Linked DNA regions of Homo sapiens: region 2 is linked to region 1. Evidence: chromatin loops called from intact Hi-C (ENCODE). Cell type or tissue: endothelial cell of umbilical vein. All regions are shown on one strand.

What was found. A loop is a pair of places that touch in the nucleus more often than their neighbours do. Peaks named below come from ENCODE experiments on the same cell type or tissue, not always from the same donor. Only the 100,000 strongest peaks of a DNase experiment are listed, where the experiment ranks them.
Region 2: it touches region 1 in a loop (4-fold over the local background); 50 of 110 quality-filtered maps call a loop at or near these places.

The regions. Positions count from the first base shown.
Region 1 is chr13:77,561,547-77,569,546 of GRCh38, reverse strand. SCEL (sciellin) reads right to left here. Exons shown (of 33, transcript NM_144777.3): 5 at 5,648-5,716; 6 at 1,799-1,867; 7 at 1,214-1,252; 8 at 96-176. Among named protein-coding and RNA genes, the nearest start is that of SCEL, 30 kb to the right of the region's middle. In endothelial cell of umbilical vein, a CTCF peak has its summit at 3,671; a DNase peak (open chromatin) is centred at 3,686; H3K27me3 peaks cover 463 bases.
Region 2 is chr13:77,504,155-77,512,154 of GRCh38, reverse strand. No RefSeq gene overlaps it. Among named protein-coding and RNA genes, the nearest start is that of SCEL, 28 kb to the left of the region's middle. In endothelial cell of umbilical vein, a CTCF peak has its summit at 5,093 (motif pointing right); DNase peaks (open chromatin) are centred at 2,654, 3,534, 4,044, 5,104 and 1 weaker place; H3K27ac peaks cover 2,568 bases.

The sequences.
Region 1 (8,000 bases):
TAGATGCTGGATCCCCACAAAAAAGAGGAGGAAGCTTTCTAATGCAGTCTTTCATAGTGTATCAGCAAGAGGTAGACACAGTGAGTTCATCCTACCTCTTCTTCTTTACAGGAGTAGTAGCAGAAGTGGATGCTATGGTGTTGGAGGTGTTGGCATTCAATGAACCGCCAGGTTGCCTGTTTAATGACAAGAACAACAATTAATCCCACTCTCAAACTTTTTCATTTCAGCCTACCTTTGAAAAGTCTTAAATTCTACTCATATTCCTGCCTGCTCTCTGTTCATAAAATGTTTCACTTGGGGATAGAAAAACAGCCAAAAATCTTCTTCCTTAGTTGACATATTTTAGAAGTTGTCAGGTTCTCATAGAACTAGCTAAAACTAAAGGAATAGAATAAAGAAGTGATTCATAAAATGACATTAACTGTCGGAAATTCAGACAAATCAATTCTGGCGTGCTACAGATTCACATTTCTTTTATTCCTGTGATTATATTGTGACTAACTAATTATGTTGCGGTTTTTTGCATTAGAAGCATTATTGCTTAATAAAAAATTTTAAATCATACCATCTTAAGTCTCTATCTGGCATTTATTCATATATGCAGAGCCTCAAAAATGGAAGTGACCCAGGCCCATTTCAAGCACTGAGAGGTGTGATCCAGTGTATAAATTACTTTATACATAAATAGGAATTCAAAAATAAAGTAAGTTTATAAATCTGTCTGATTTGGGCTGCTTATAACCATCAGTAGTACATTCCAGGGAAAATGTGTTCCATTTAAATAGATTTTTAGCTCACCCCATGTTTTCCCAATTCAATTTTCTCTGAAGGAGGAGGCATAGATGTGAAGGGTGGGTGGGGAAGGAAGTGAGGTGTGGAGGAAGGGTTAATTATTGTGAGAGTAGAGGGAAGAAAAGTCCTGTAGGGGAAAAAATAAGGAGTCTAGATTTTAATAAAGAAGAAGAAAGAAAGGATGATCTAAGCTTTGGTGTTTGGATAGAGTAATGATTGGCAATCTTTTTTTTCTGCAAAAGTCCAGATAGTCACATTTGAACCTTTACAGACCATTTTGGTATTGTCTTCTACTACTCAACTCTGCCAGAGCAATAGGGGCATGGCTGTATTCCAATAAAATTGGCCTGAGGTGGTTTTCCCTGGTTTTTCTTGAATACATAAAAAGAAATATACTACAATTAGAAAGAATACATACAACTTTGTTACTTCCAGTGATCTAAACATGGACATGCTCCTGGTAAGAGAGAAAGAAAGCAAAGTTTGAACAATGAAGAATGAACATTTGCATCTATTTGGAATTATTCCTGAATTTAGAGTTTTAAAAGTTAGACACTGGTGAGAGAAAGAAATAGAAAGCATCATATTTTAATAAATTTCATAAGATGATTTCATGATTTTGTCTCTTGTACTAGATTCCAAAGAATTTTTTTTCTTCTGAAAATTTAGTATCTTTTAAGCCCAATATTTTTATTTGTTGGGTTCAGTAATTTTCCTTAACAATAATAATGTAAAATTTGCATTTGCACCTATTTCATAATTTTGCCACCAGGACAACTTAAACAGAAACATAAATGTGGTAAGAATGGTGATTTGGAGCTACAAGTGCTCTTGATTCTTAAGCTAAACAACAAGGTTTTATTCTAGCCATGAACAGGAGTAATGATAGAGACTAAGAATTTACAGAAAGATATCAAGTAGGATTGAAGAATTGCAAGTACATAGGTAACACTTAGAAAAATATTATACTTGAGCCTTTCCCATAGTTAGTAGATACTGGTACCTATTGGTTAGTTGGTTATCCAAGGTATTGGCCTTATATGTTTTAGCAGCATCATTTCTGTCTGAGATCCTTTATAAAGAAACAAGACAAAAGTCTGGATAAATATTTAAATTATCAAACTCCTTTCAGACCATTTTCATGCTAGAATAGCTTAACAACATAGCCTTTCTCTAGTAAAGAGAACTATTTTTCAAGTGTTACATTTTAGAAAATTTTTAAATAAAAAGAAACCACTTATGACAAAATCTACTTATGAGGTTGTTTTAATATAGTTTGAAATTTTATTTTATTTTTTGAGATGGAGTCTTGCTCTGTTGCCCAGGCGGGAGTGCAGTAGTGTGATCTCAGCTCACTGCAACCTCTGCCCGCAGGGTTCAAGCTATTCTACTGCCTCAGCCTCCTGAGCAGCTGGAACTACAGGCACGCACCCCTACGCCCAGTTAATTGTTGTATTTTTAGTAGAGAAGAGGTTTCACCATGTTGGCCACACTGGTCTCGAACTCCTAACCTCAGGTAACCCATCCGCCTCCACCTCCTAAAGTGCTGAGATTACACGTGTGAGCCAAGGCACCCAGCCTGAAATTTTAAGTGTTATGCCTTTTGCCTGTTTGTCTTTCTGACTCATTGAGCATTTAACTCTATTTTCATTTTCATTATTTTCTAATGATATATCTTGTCAATGACAGTACTTCCTATGTCAGTAAAAGGCATCAATGAACTACTTGGCTTTTTTTTTAAGGTTTGTGGCATAAACAATATTATGTGTTTGCAAAACACATTTTCTTTTCTTTCTGAGCAATCAGGGAGACCACATTTTCCAACCTTCATTGCAATTAAGTTGGGGCCATGTGATTGAGCTCTAGACTAAAGAGTGTGGGCAGATACGTTATCTGCCACTTCCAGACCCATTGTAAAACCTCCTGGTGGTCTTCCTTGTTATTTATTCCCCCTTCTACTATGGCTTTGGTATGCATGGCAGCATAAATATGGCGGCATTAAAATATAGAAAGAACTTAGGTCCCTGAGTCACTTCATGGACTCCAGCAAATCACATTGGACTCTGATGTGTCAAGTAGTACCTTATAGTGTGTTAAACCATTAGATTTGGAAGAGAGGAAGCAGATTTGTTAAAAAGTTACTCTACCTTGACAAATTAGTTTACTTTGACTAATACATGTAATGAGTCCAAATGATCATTAGAGATTTTAATCATTCTAATCTCATAGATCTAGAAAAGGTGTGTTCATCTGCTTCTTGAGTCAGAAAGCACAAATAAGGAAGGTTATCATTATATGCCAACGGTGGGATCTCATAACTTCGGCCCCTGTTCCTTCTTTCCTTGTCTCATACCTAGTACTTCTTGCTGGTCATTTGATATGTTTTTTCTACTCTCTAGAACATCCCTACAAGGTAGGTATAATGATTTTCATTTTATAGATAAATAAATGGAGTCTCAGAGTTATTGCATGGCTTTCTCTTGGTAACACAAGTAGAAAGTAGTCTATCTCCCAAATCGTTCACTGGGATCCAATGTCATATATTCGATTCTGTAGTATGATTGTTCCCAAAACTCATATATTAGGTTAACAGACCTTCCTTTACTCTTTAGTCACCTCTCATAGTCTCTATCATGCTACCCGGGGAATAAGTCTATCAATGGTAATGGAGAGAACTCTAAACCACCATTCCAATATGTATGTTGATTTCTTATTGCTGTGGGAGATTAATTTTGTATTTATCCTGGAAATTAAATTTCTGTCAACTTGTGATATAAAATAGGTTGTTTTAATAAAAATCTGTCTTGGAGACTTGAAATACCAAACAATGTAATTAGCAGCATGATCAGAAAAGCCGAAGGAGAAGTTATACTTTCACAATGGAGCACTAGAGGGCCTCCTAACCTAGGTTTTCCAAATTAGTTATAACCCACTGTCTCTGGATGCTACATACACATTTATTTATGTCTCTTTTGCACACCTCACATTTTACACACATAAGTATATTTTAAAGGGAACTTTTCAAACGTAAACTCAGTACTTTTCTCATATTCATTAAAACAAGTGCATCATTATTAAAATGCAAATGCACACATACCAGATATATTTGATCATCTTCCTCCTAAAATTATTTCATGTCTTACATTTTGGAGTGGTCTGTATTACAGAAGTTCAGCTCCTGCTAACAGGACTTGCCTTTCTTTACTAACCCCTGTGTTCTCTTCCTCAAATCTATTTCCACATTTAGTGCCTTGGGAATGAGCTGCCAGGATACTTTGCCCAAACATACCACTAAAGTGTGTAAATAGATCATGTAATCTCTGGGCCTGCTTTTGAGGGTATAAAATGAAGGGCTTGAGCTATATTGGTGGTTCTGAATCTCAGCTGCACATAAGAATTACTCTATAAGCTTGAAAAAAAATGCTTGAGTTCCACCTCAGGCTAATTAAATCAGAATTTGGGGAGTGAGGGGTAGTAGGACCAAGGCATCAATAAAGTTTAAGAGCCCACTCAGTGGTACTAATTTATAGCTAAGGCTGAGAATGACCTAACTACATTGCCTGTGAGGTCTAGTCTATTTCCCACATTCCTAGGCTGTATCTCGGCTGGCCTGACATAAACGTTCAGATGCACAGCCTACAAAAGCTTAGGTTTTCCACCTTACTTGAGTCTCAATTATCTCACTTTAAAATTCATTCCTAGAAATAGGGTTTCCTTCTTCAATTAACCATCTGCAAGACCAGGATGAATGGACAGAGGTATTTTATATACCTCTTCTCTATGCACCGCTGTGGAGATGAGATCTTGTACATATACTACAAACTCATTTTTGACAAGGATGATAATTTTTAAAAGAGAAAGACCAACTCTTTAGGATACCAGCATTGATTGTCCTCTATTAGGGTGACTGACTTGAAAGCCTAGGAATAATGCAGAAGGTATATACATTTGCTACATTAATCAACACTGGCATAGTCTGAGTTTAGAATCTATTGGATGCTGTAAGTTACCATGTATTTGCTTAAAACCCAGTAGGTGCCATTTTTGCCTGCAATTGCAGCACATCTTTAGCTGCAGGGAGTAAACTCAACTAGCACTGGCTTTGGGTACTTATGGTGCCTATTTAATAGGAGTCCAAAAGACTCCTATTAAAGATGCTAACTTTGTCCTTTACTTATGCTTACTAAGCGCCTCTACCAAATCTAAACTAAAAATTTGATTTGTGGCATTTATACTTCAACCTGAATAGAAGTTGCCCTATTTTCCCTGTAGAGATGAGCCCTTTCCCTCCATGTAAGAAGGAACTAACAGGAGGCACACACGTTGGACTCATTCTATCAGCCCTATGGAGACTCCAGTGTCAAAAGAGTATTTTCACCTTCTAAAGAGAAAGTAAAGAGCTAACGTCTCTGTCCTGGAGTGGATTGAAACTATTGTATTATTAAAATTTACAGTCTCTCCATAAAGCAGTTGCATGGACTAACGTTTTTCCACCATCAGTGTGGAAGAACCAAATGTTGGAACAAGGATTATACATATTCGCAAAAAAAAAAAAAAAAACCTATATTGAACTAACAGATTCTGCACAGTACCCACCCTAGCTGTACTCAAATCAGTGTCTCTAAGAATATTTCATATCAATCTACTATTAAAAAGATTTTGGAAATGCATCTAGCCAAGATTTAGTGAGATCTGAAGAAGATAATTCAATTCTTAGAGCCCTCCATCCCTGGGAATAAAATATCAGTGATTCAAACCTTATTTTGGTAAACTTTTAAATACTTCATAACTTTATTAGAAAATGTATTTAATATGTTATGCATTCCATTTATATGGTTCAAAAGCCCCTTACCTGTCCAAAGTGTCATCAGAACTGTACCGACTAATTGTAGCTTTTGGCACATCTCTCTCATTTACTTTCCTGTAGCAAACATAATTACCAAAAAAAAAAAAATCAAATCAATTACAAAAAAAAAGTTTATAAAACCTATCATACATATGGCAATATTTTGACCTATTTCAGTAGGAAATATACATGTTACCAAGGAAAGATAGATTTCTAATACCCAAATCTTCCAACTTGGATAGAATAAATTATGGAAAATCCAATATCCTATGCTAATAAAAGATTCTTCTCTGGCTTCTATTATTTCTGACAACAATGTAACATATTCAAATTAGGGGTAAGGATACGTAAATCATACAACACAACAAACAACACAACACTCAAAATGTTTAATAACTAATATGTACTCTTGTCAATGTTGTTTATTTCTACATAATAGGAACTCAATCTTTTATACTCAACTATATTTTGTTTGCAGAGTTTTAGCAGTGCCATAAACCAGCACCATGGACTAAATCCATAAATGCTTTGTTTAATATTCAGCACCGTGGACAGGGTTGAAAGAAGGGAACTTACAGGCAGAAGGAGGGGAAAGACAGGAAAGAAAGGAAAGGAAAGGAAGGAAACAGGAAAAGCTGGGGAAAATGAAAAGGAGAAAGTGGGAAGTGAGAGAAAGGAAGGATAGAAGGAAAAGAGGAAGAGAGAAGAGTGATAGGAAGAAGAAGAGGAGAGACAAGGGCAAAGAGAGGAGAGCAAGACAGATGAGCAAAAATGGGGGGGGAATTTAGAAAATAACAGAAAAGAGGATAGAAGACTCAGTAGAAGGAATCGTGATCATGGAAGCAAAGGAAAGATCCTGATCAGATTGATCAAACATTTAAAAAAGCCTGTTTAATGCCTCATATAACCCTATGATATAAAGCAAGCAAGCTCTTTGGAGAATTCCCCATTATTTATTGTGTTTGTATTTCTAAGTATCATTTAAAGCCATCATATCCAAAGTATTGCATTAGAATAAGTACTAAGACTAGATACTAAAGATTTAATTTTAAAGTTGATGTGGCATATTTTCATTAAGCAACTATTTGGATGTACTCAATATAAAAAGGGCTAGGAATAGTGCAAAAAGCATATTTGCTATATTAGTAGTGGAGAAAGTAACATTTGCTATATTAATCAACACTGTTGTACTGAGAAATATAAGGAAGTCTAGAATAAAATAACTATAGCTGCTATCTACACAGAGCAAGACGGATAAATCAGGTATGTACATCCAAAGACAGAAAGTAGTGAGTGCCATAAAAGAGGTTTGGGTAAGGTGTAAGGAAGTTCTAAGCTGAGAAAGCTGATTTCTAGGTATACAAACCAGAGGAGGCTTTATGGAATGAAGTGCAGTTTGAGCTGGGCCTTGGAGGGGAAATAGATGTGAACATTTTCGAATAGAGGTAGAGGGAACAGCATCAGTTAAGGCAAGAAAAAGAGTGAAGAAAAATGCCAAATACAACTCCCCCAATTTTTAATACAACCCCAGAGTGAAATCATGGTGTGGTTCACCATCGTGTGTAAATGTGTAAATGCAAGCAGGTGCCGGAGGGCCATCTGTCCCCTTGCAGAAAACAGCCCCTCCCCAGACACCATCACTATGTCTCTAGGTGGCCGTTGTCTTCCTACTGCTTATCACAATAAGACATGTTTCAACATGTTATTTTCATTCTCTCCCCTCCCTCACTTTCAACTAGGATGCAAGTTCTGTGGAAGCAGGGACTTTGTTTTGTTTGCAGCTCTTAACACAGCTACTGATGCACAGGAGGCCTCCTACAGGTGCTATTTGGCTGTCATCCTTATTTGACATGTTTAAATGATCTACCAGAACATGTACATGGTCAAACTTTCCAATTGTGGATAATATGAAGGTATTATCTAAGGTGATGACAGTGTATTATTTATTTTCCTTTATTTTCAGACCCCACTCATGCCAGCTCTCTGCACACATTGTCATCTCTGCTGGAAGTGCTTCTTTCCTTGCTCCATGCCCACCAGCCAGCCTTGCCCATTTGGGAAATTTTTCCTCATAATCCTTCAAGCATCATCGCCAACACCAAAGACCACCTCCTTGGTGAGATCTCTGATTATTTAGGCAGAGTTAGTCTCCCCTCTTTTCTATTCCCATAGTGCACTCACACACCTCTACTATAGCACTTTCCGTGATAAACTTTAGTATTTTCATTTGTGGATATTTTCAGGTCAAAGATTATGTTCTATGCATCTTTGTATTCCTGGCACCTTGCACAATGCTGGCACATAGCAGGTGCTCCAAAGTGGCTGTTCAGTGGGCATCAAGGTAAAGACATCCTCTGCA
Region 2 (8,000 bases), 57 kb after region 1:
TGTTTTTGAGACAGAGTCTCGCTCTTGTAGGCCAGGCTGGAGGGCAGTGGCGCGATCTCGGCTCACTGTAACCTCTGCCTCCCGGGTTCAAGTGATTCTCCTGCCTCAGCCTCCTGGGTAGCTGAGACTACAGGCATGCACCACCACACCCGGCAAGTTTTTGTATTTTTTTAGTAGAAACGGGGTTTCACCATGTGTCAGGTTCTAACTGAGGTGCAAGGGGAGTCAGTGGGCAAGTGGCAGGTAGCTGGAAAAACACTTGAGGAATCGTAAACAATTTCAACATGGCTCTATTCTGTGGGCACCAGCAAGCCATATGTACAATGTTAGCAGGGTAATTATACCTTTTACAGACAATAGTGGCTCCAAGCCAAGCACGAGCTCATGTGGGTGATCATCTAATGTGCCTCACATGGCCTGGTTACATAATGTGTGGGGTCGTGCATCTGCTCTCCAAACACGCTGAGTAATGCTGCACCAGAAGGCCACCTCAGCCTACTCCTGACTAAAGCGCAGCCATTTTTCTTACACTATGTTGGCCAGGCTGGTCTCAAACTCCTGACCTCAAGTGATCTGCCTGCCTTGGCCTCCCAAAGTGCTGGGATTACAGGCGTGAGCCACCGCACCCAGCCAGAATGGTTTTTATTAGAATGAATAACATGTTCTATGTAAGATTAGTTGTGTTTAGTATGGGTGTTTTGCCTTCAATTCTACTTTGGTACTCCTTAGGACTTTGGATGAAAAACTTTCATTGTATTTTTGTTAGAACTTGACTTTTCCATAAACCCCCTCACCCCCCAAAAAAGAAAGAGAATATCTCTATTATTAGGAAATGCACAGTAAAATATTTTAGGGTAAAGTGATACTGGGGTAAAAAGCCATGATTTGTACAATTTATATTGGTAAAATAATGGTAAATCGTGAAGAGTCAAGACAGCAAATTACAAACAAATGACATAAAATGATGACAATAGATGAACCTGAGTAAAGGGTATAAGAGATGTTCTTAGTGTTATTCTCATTCTTGCAACATTTTTCTAAGTATGCAGTTATTTCCAAATAAAAAATTCAAATTAAAAATCAGACTGGGTGCAGTAGCTCATGCCTGTAATCCCAGCACTTTTGGAGCCTGAGGCAGGTGGATCACTTGAGCCCAGGAATTTGAGACCAGCCTGGGCAACAGGGTGAGACCCTGTCCCTACAAGAAATAATTTTTTAAAAACACCTGGACATTATGATGCATGCTTGTGGTCCCTGCTACTCAGGAGGCTGAAGTAGGAGGATCACTTGAGCCTGGGAGATCGAGGCTGCAGTGAGCCAACATTATGCCACTGCACTCCAGCCAGGGCAACAGAGTGAGCCCTTGTCTCAAAAAATAATAATAATAATAATAATAATAATTCTAATGACATATGCAGTAACACCAAATATTCTTCCATGGATTCCTCATCTCTCTCCTGTAACCTGGACAACTCCTCCTGTTTGTCCTTTAAAATAATCTGCCAAAGCATTATTTCCTCTATGAATACCTTTGGCAACACTTTTCTCTAAAAAGAAACTCTTAATATACCTTTCATGTCATCTGAAATTGCATTTATACCTTAGTAACAGAGTGAAAGTAGCAGTGACTTAAACTAGACAGAAATGCATTTCTACACCCAACTTGAGGGAGAGTCAATCCAGGGTTCTGCTCAGTAATCAGTGTCCAGGGTCCTTCTATCTTTGTTCCCTGACATCCTTTGTACATGACTTCCATGCTTAAGATCACATCATGCTTCAGGGTGTCTGCTAGAGCTACAGCCAACACATCCGCATTCCACAACCACATCACGTCCACATTCCAGCTAGCAAGCCCCAGTCATTTCTCCCCAAGCTAAGGGAACTTTTCCCCAAATTCAACCCAAAAACTTTCATTTGCATATTATTAGCCAGAATTTAGTCCATGGTCACACGCAGCTACAAGAGAGGATAGAAAAATGGGGCCTTCAGCTGGATATTTTGCCACCTGGTATAGAATCGGGTTTCTGCTATAAGAAAGAGAAGAAGAATTAATACTGGGTGGGCAATTATCAGTCTATGAACACCTCCCATTGTGATATTCACCATTATTTTATACATCTTCCATTATGTCACATTTTCTTTGTTTTCATGTCAATATGGCAAACTACAGGATAAATTTTTAGATATGAAATGTCTATATTCATGTCTAGTCCCCTGATGCTAGCTCAGGCCAGTCACATGGTAATTGCTCGTGTAAGGTTGAGGAAATTAAGTGAACTGATAGGCAGCCATTCGAGATATTCCAAATGAGTACAATTTACATTCCACACAAGTATCATTCAATCATGGAAGACTTTGAGAACTGACTTCTCAAAGTTTAATTTGGTTATAAAATCTGAGTTAATTTTGGCAGTGACAAAATTCCCTGATGATTATAGGTCATAGAATGTAGAAGATATCATACAACAGAAGGTTTTAACAGAAAAATATAATTCTTTTCCTTAGCCTCAATGACTCTGCCCTCTTTTGTCTCTAAATGCTGAGAGTTCCTTCATTTCAATGTTAAAACATTTAATGTTAAGTGATTTCTAACCTCATGTAACCAATCTATAAGGAAGTGGGTTCAGGAACAATTTAAATGGCATTCTCAACAATGAGCAGCATAATAGGAAACAGGAAGCAAAGATGTCAGATTTCTAAGTGATGTTTCATCTTCTCAAGCATATGATTCTTGGCAGAACCCAACCGATCTTCAGAAACGAGAAAAAGGTCAATCTTTCTATGTGAAAGCACTTAACTGGAAAAGAATTTTCATCCACAGGAAGAAAAAACCTTCTGTAGTTGTGCTTTTACTATGTGTCAGGCAAGTTGCCAGATACTAGAGGCAGAATGGCATAAAAGAAAGAAAAGACCCTTAATTTTATGGAATCTTTAGCCTCATAGAGTTCTTCCAGCTAGTAAGTAGTAGAGTATGTTTTCAAAGATTGTCTGCCTTTAAAACCCACGCACTTCACTTGATCTTAGCCAAAAGGCCAGGAAGCAATAACTCACTCACTTGACCACTGTATTTTTGGATTAAGAATTAGTCCTTCTTATACATTTCTATCTTAAATTTTGGGTCTACAACCACATGAGAGCTTAAAATCCTAAACCGTTACATTCAGTACTTATGATTTCCATTGAAAAATGAAATTGGTGGTAATGGTAATTGAACTGGAATAACTTTTTTAAGTAAAACAGAATGTTCATTGATATTTTCTCTCGTTTTAAAGGCTCACTTCACTGAGTTCTATATAAATAAGTTACCAAAATTTTGGAGTTCTCAGATTGCTCTATGATCATCTCAACATAGCAAGCAACACTCAACTGCAAAGCAATCATTTGGATATTCTTTTTCTACTTGACAGCAAAAATTCATATTCAATTTTTTTCCCTAAGTTACCCAGAAAAGTTGGCACTGTGGGCAGCCTCAGCACAGTTGCCAGACATACTGGGGAAAAAAAATTACCCGAAAGAAAAGGTGGGGCTTCAGAAGTAAAACAAAAGCCATGCCAAGAAAGATAAACACACACCCTCCTTTGAAGATTATTGCCAAGTGTCTTTAAAATCATGCCAAAGAAAGCATCCCATCCAGGTTTACTTCATCTCAATCTCTCCTGTTCTAACTCTAAATAAGCAGGCTGTCACTTGCAGCTCAACAATTCTACCTTGAGCTTTAAAAAGGTATTAAAGAACTTATTGCCTGAAATCAGAGCACTGTTTTTACTGTGTTGCCTGATTCTTATCTGATGGAGAACAGTCAAGAATGGAATATAAGGCGTCTGGTCACATATTTGAGACCACAAAAGATCAGGGTGGGACAACCTCACAGTACATCATGTGTTCCCCAGATGGTCCATTGAGTACCTTCTTCTTTGAGAAAAAAACAAAAGCATCCCTTACTGGTTGTCACACGTACATTCTCTAATTAATAATAGGTCTATCACTATGGGAAGTTGTCCAGCCTGAAATGTGAGATCATCAAACCCTAGAAAAGCCATAAAAATATCATTTCGCTATGTATACCCGGCATTCTGCCAAAAGAAATTGTAAGTGCCTCTGAATCACTGCTCCAGAGCACCAGCCCACAGTGACCACAAAGCATATGCAGTCTCACCTAGAATGATCAGCAAGATAATAATTCTCCCTGGTAATAACACTTGCTGTGGTTGCAAGCCCTGATCATTGTTCTCTTTTTTAAAACTAGGGGAGAGACAAATGCTCATGAGTAACTGTAAATGTGACAAAGGATGATGTCTCCAGGTCAAAAATGGACTACGTAGTCCATTTTTTATGCATTTCCCCCTTCTTAAAAATTACTATGAGTTACGCCTGTAATCCCAGCACTTTGGGAGGCCGAGGCGGGCGGATCACGAGGTCAGGAGATCGAGACCACCCCGGCTAAAACGGTGAAACCCCGTCTCTACTAAAAATACAAAAAATTAGCCGGGCGTAGTGGCGGGCGCCTGTAGTCCCAGCTACTTGGGAGGCTGAGGCAGGAGAATGGCGTGAACCCGGGAGGCGGAGCTTGCAGTGAGCCGAGATTGCGCCACTGCACTCCAGCCTGGGCGACAGAGCGAGACTCCGTCTCAAAAAAAAAAAAAAAAAAAAAAAAATTACTATGAGTTATTGCATAACAAAGTAAATTAAGTGATTATATTAAGTCATTTTAGTTAAAAATTGTTCCAACTTGAGCCTAATGCCTGCCTATGATTATAGTTTGTAGCCCTATTAAATTCAGGACCACCCCCCGCCAAGCCAAAAAAAATTTTTTAAAAAAATAAGAACTAGGCAGAAGACATGGAAACAAACACAATCACAATCATCTGCTTGGTTCTGAAATCTGAGTATGACCAAGAAGAGGTGTTTAGCGGTATTGGTGGGATCGCGGAGTACAGGGGATTCAGGACTTTATGTCCTAAAAAGGAGCAGTAGTACCCAAGTTCTAAAAGGGACAATAAGAATGAATCTAATCAATTTCTTTTTAATGAATAAATTAATTGAATTGGACATCTCCATATAAAATACCCATGCACTTTTCACTTTGGGGCACTAGAGGGAAACAAAGTAAGAAAAATAATGAAGCCTTGTGTATCAAGCTGCTAAAAGAATACTTTTTTTTTCCATGTTCATGAACTCTTCTGTTACTTTTGGTGGGAAATGGTATTCACATGGTAGCCTAGTTTAAAAAAATACCATTTTGGATTTGATCTCACAATACTTCAAGCCCACTTACCAGGAACAAACCTACAGCCAGAACCTCAAAAGGTCCATTATCTTTGGTTAAGTCAGAAAAAAAAAAAAAAGTGAAGCAGTAAGTCAGCTTTGAGAAGGATGCAGGTGACAGAAGCCTATTATTTAAGGCTTAATTAAATTCTTTTTAGGAAATTACTTTCCCAATTACATGTAAGAACACATTTTTCAATGTTATGAGGGTGGGAAGAGGGAGAGGTTCAGAAAACAAACAAACAAAAAGCAGTTGGGTACTATGATTAGTAACGGGTGACAAAATAATCTGTACACCAAACCCTCAAGTAATGAGTTTACACATATAACAGACCTGCACATGTACCCCAGAACCTAAAAGTTAAAATATAAAAAAAAGAGCAGGAGGCAGCAATCCACTTCTGACTTTAGCTTCCTTTTTAAAGTGCACCAATAGGAATGTCACTGCTTTCAGAAATGGAAGAAAAAGAAGCACTATAATTTAGTACACACATTTCATTGCCATCTTCTCATAAATAAAAAGTGTTCTGGGATTTCTTTTGTTTGTTTGTTTTATGTTTTTTGAGATGGAGTCTCGCTCTGTCGCCCAGGCTGGAGTGCAGTGGCGAGATCTCGGCTCACTACAAGCTCTGCCTCCCAGGGTTCACGCCATTCTCCTGCCTCAGCCTCCCGAGTAGCTGGGACTACAGGCGCCCGCCACCACGCCCAGCTAATTTTTTGTATTCTTAGTAGATATGGGGTTTCACCGCGTTAGGCAGGATGGTCTCGATCTCCTGACCTTGTGATCCGCCTGCCTCGGCCTCCCAAAGCACTAGGATTACAGGCGTGAGCCACTGCACCCGGCCGTGTTCTGGGATTTCTGTTGCTGATGATAATAAATATCAGGGAGCTCTTTGGGGAGTCTCCAGTCTTCAACCCTCCCTACTGTGGTCCACTTCCCTCTTCAAATGGACAAAATTTCAGGTGAAGGAAGCCTTATTTTCTAACTACTATGACAGTGATTATTTTTAATCATGTTTTATATATGGAATATTTTTATGGTTAGTTTAATATTGAGGTGATGATAATGTTTGAATTTGAACTTGTCATACCCCTCAATTCAATCAATTTTCAAATCTAGGGATTAGTCTTACTGAAAGGAAAAAACCCCACTGGGTTCCTGTAAATTTATTCAAAGCATTGTTGAAATAATACTTGATTTAAAAATGTATATATTCAATGTGTACCTGTATGTGTATGTTATAGAATTGTTTAGAGCCAGACGTTGTTAGGACAGAAAAACAAAGGGGTAAATTTTTTTCTTATGTGCACTGTCACTATAAAATGAAAACATATTTATTTTGAGTACCTCTGTAAATTTGGTATTTATTTGCAAGGCTGAATGAGTATAAACTTAGTCCTTAGTCCTTTCTGAGTCTTCAAAATCTGGGGGTTTACAAATTCAGTGGTGTTTGGTGCCTCTAAATTTTCTTTTTTTTTTTCTTTTTTTTTTTTTTTTTTGAGACGGAGTCTCGCTCTGTCGCGGCCAGGCTGGAGTACAGTGGCACGACCTCGGCTCACTGCAACCTCTGCCTTCCGGGTTCAAGCAATTCTCCTGCCTAAGCCTCCCAAGTAGTTGGGACTATAGGTGCGCACCACCACACCCAGCTAATTTTTGTATTTTTTAGTAGAGATGGGGTTTCATCATGTTGGCCAGGATGGATCTCTTGACCTCATGATCCACCCCCATCAGCCTCCCAAAGTGCTGGGATTACAGGCGTGAGCCACTGCACCTGGCGGGTGCCTCAAAATTTTCTATATAGCAATAGACTCTGAAAAAGTAACACTGAGTAATAGTAATGACTCTGAAAAAGTAACATTGTGCTTGCTTTTTATCTATTTGCATGTTTCAAAACTTAATAGCTCTTATAAATTCTATGGGTTATTAGAATTAAAATAACAACAACAACAGTAATAATGGTAGCATTTTATCTTTTCATCTTCAGGTTTTGTGTTTGAGATACTCAACTAATAGTTACAAACGCAACAAGTCATGGCCTGTAGAAATTTGCCTTAAACAGAGAAAAAGATGTAACAACATATTGTAAACACACTTAACAGTGTATATAGGTATTACTAGAATGTAAGCTCCACGAGCGAGCATAGCAGCTTTTATTGCATTACTGCATGCTGTCTGCCTATCACAAGGATAGTGCTGAGCACAAGGGGGGCACTCAATTTTGGTTGAATAAATGTCAGTAAGGTTTGACCAATGGAAAATGGAAGATTTTTTCCTCACTTTGAAACAGAAATCATCCCTAACAACTAAATAAAATCAACAGAAAAGTTTAAATTGCATAAATTCTGGATGACTCCCGTATCGGCTAGTCTGAACTAGCCAGTCACGGTACCCTGGAAAATGGACTGATGACTGAAAGCCTCATACCTGACCCTATGGGAGTGGGCATGGGAGACATTGAAAAATTAAGTGGGAAAGATCATATTAAAGATTGATCTTTAATTAATTAATTAATTAATATGATTAAAGATCATATTAATGATTTAATATGATTAAATCCCATTTTGGATATAAACTGAATTTACTCTAATTTTATAGATAAGAAAATTGATTTGCTCTAATTTTCACACTGGCAGAGATGGGACTTCATCTCTCTGAACCCAAAACTTGTGGGCTTAACGGCCCTTCTAGATTAAGAGCATTTAAGCCAAGGTTAGGAGCAATATATGGGATGCAG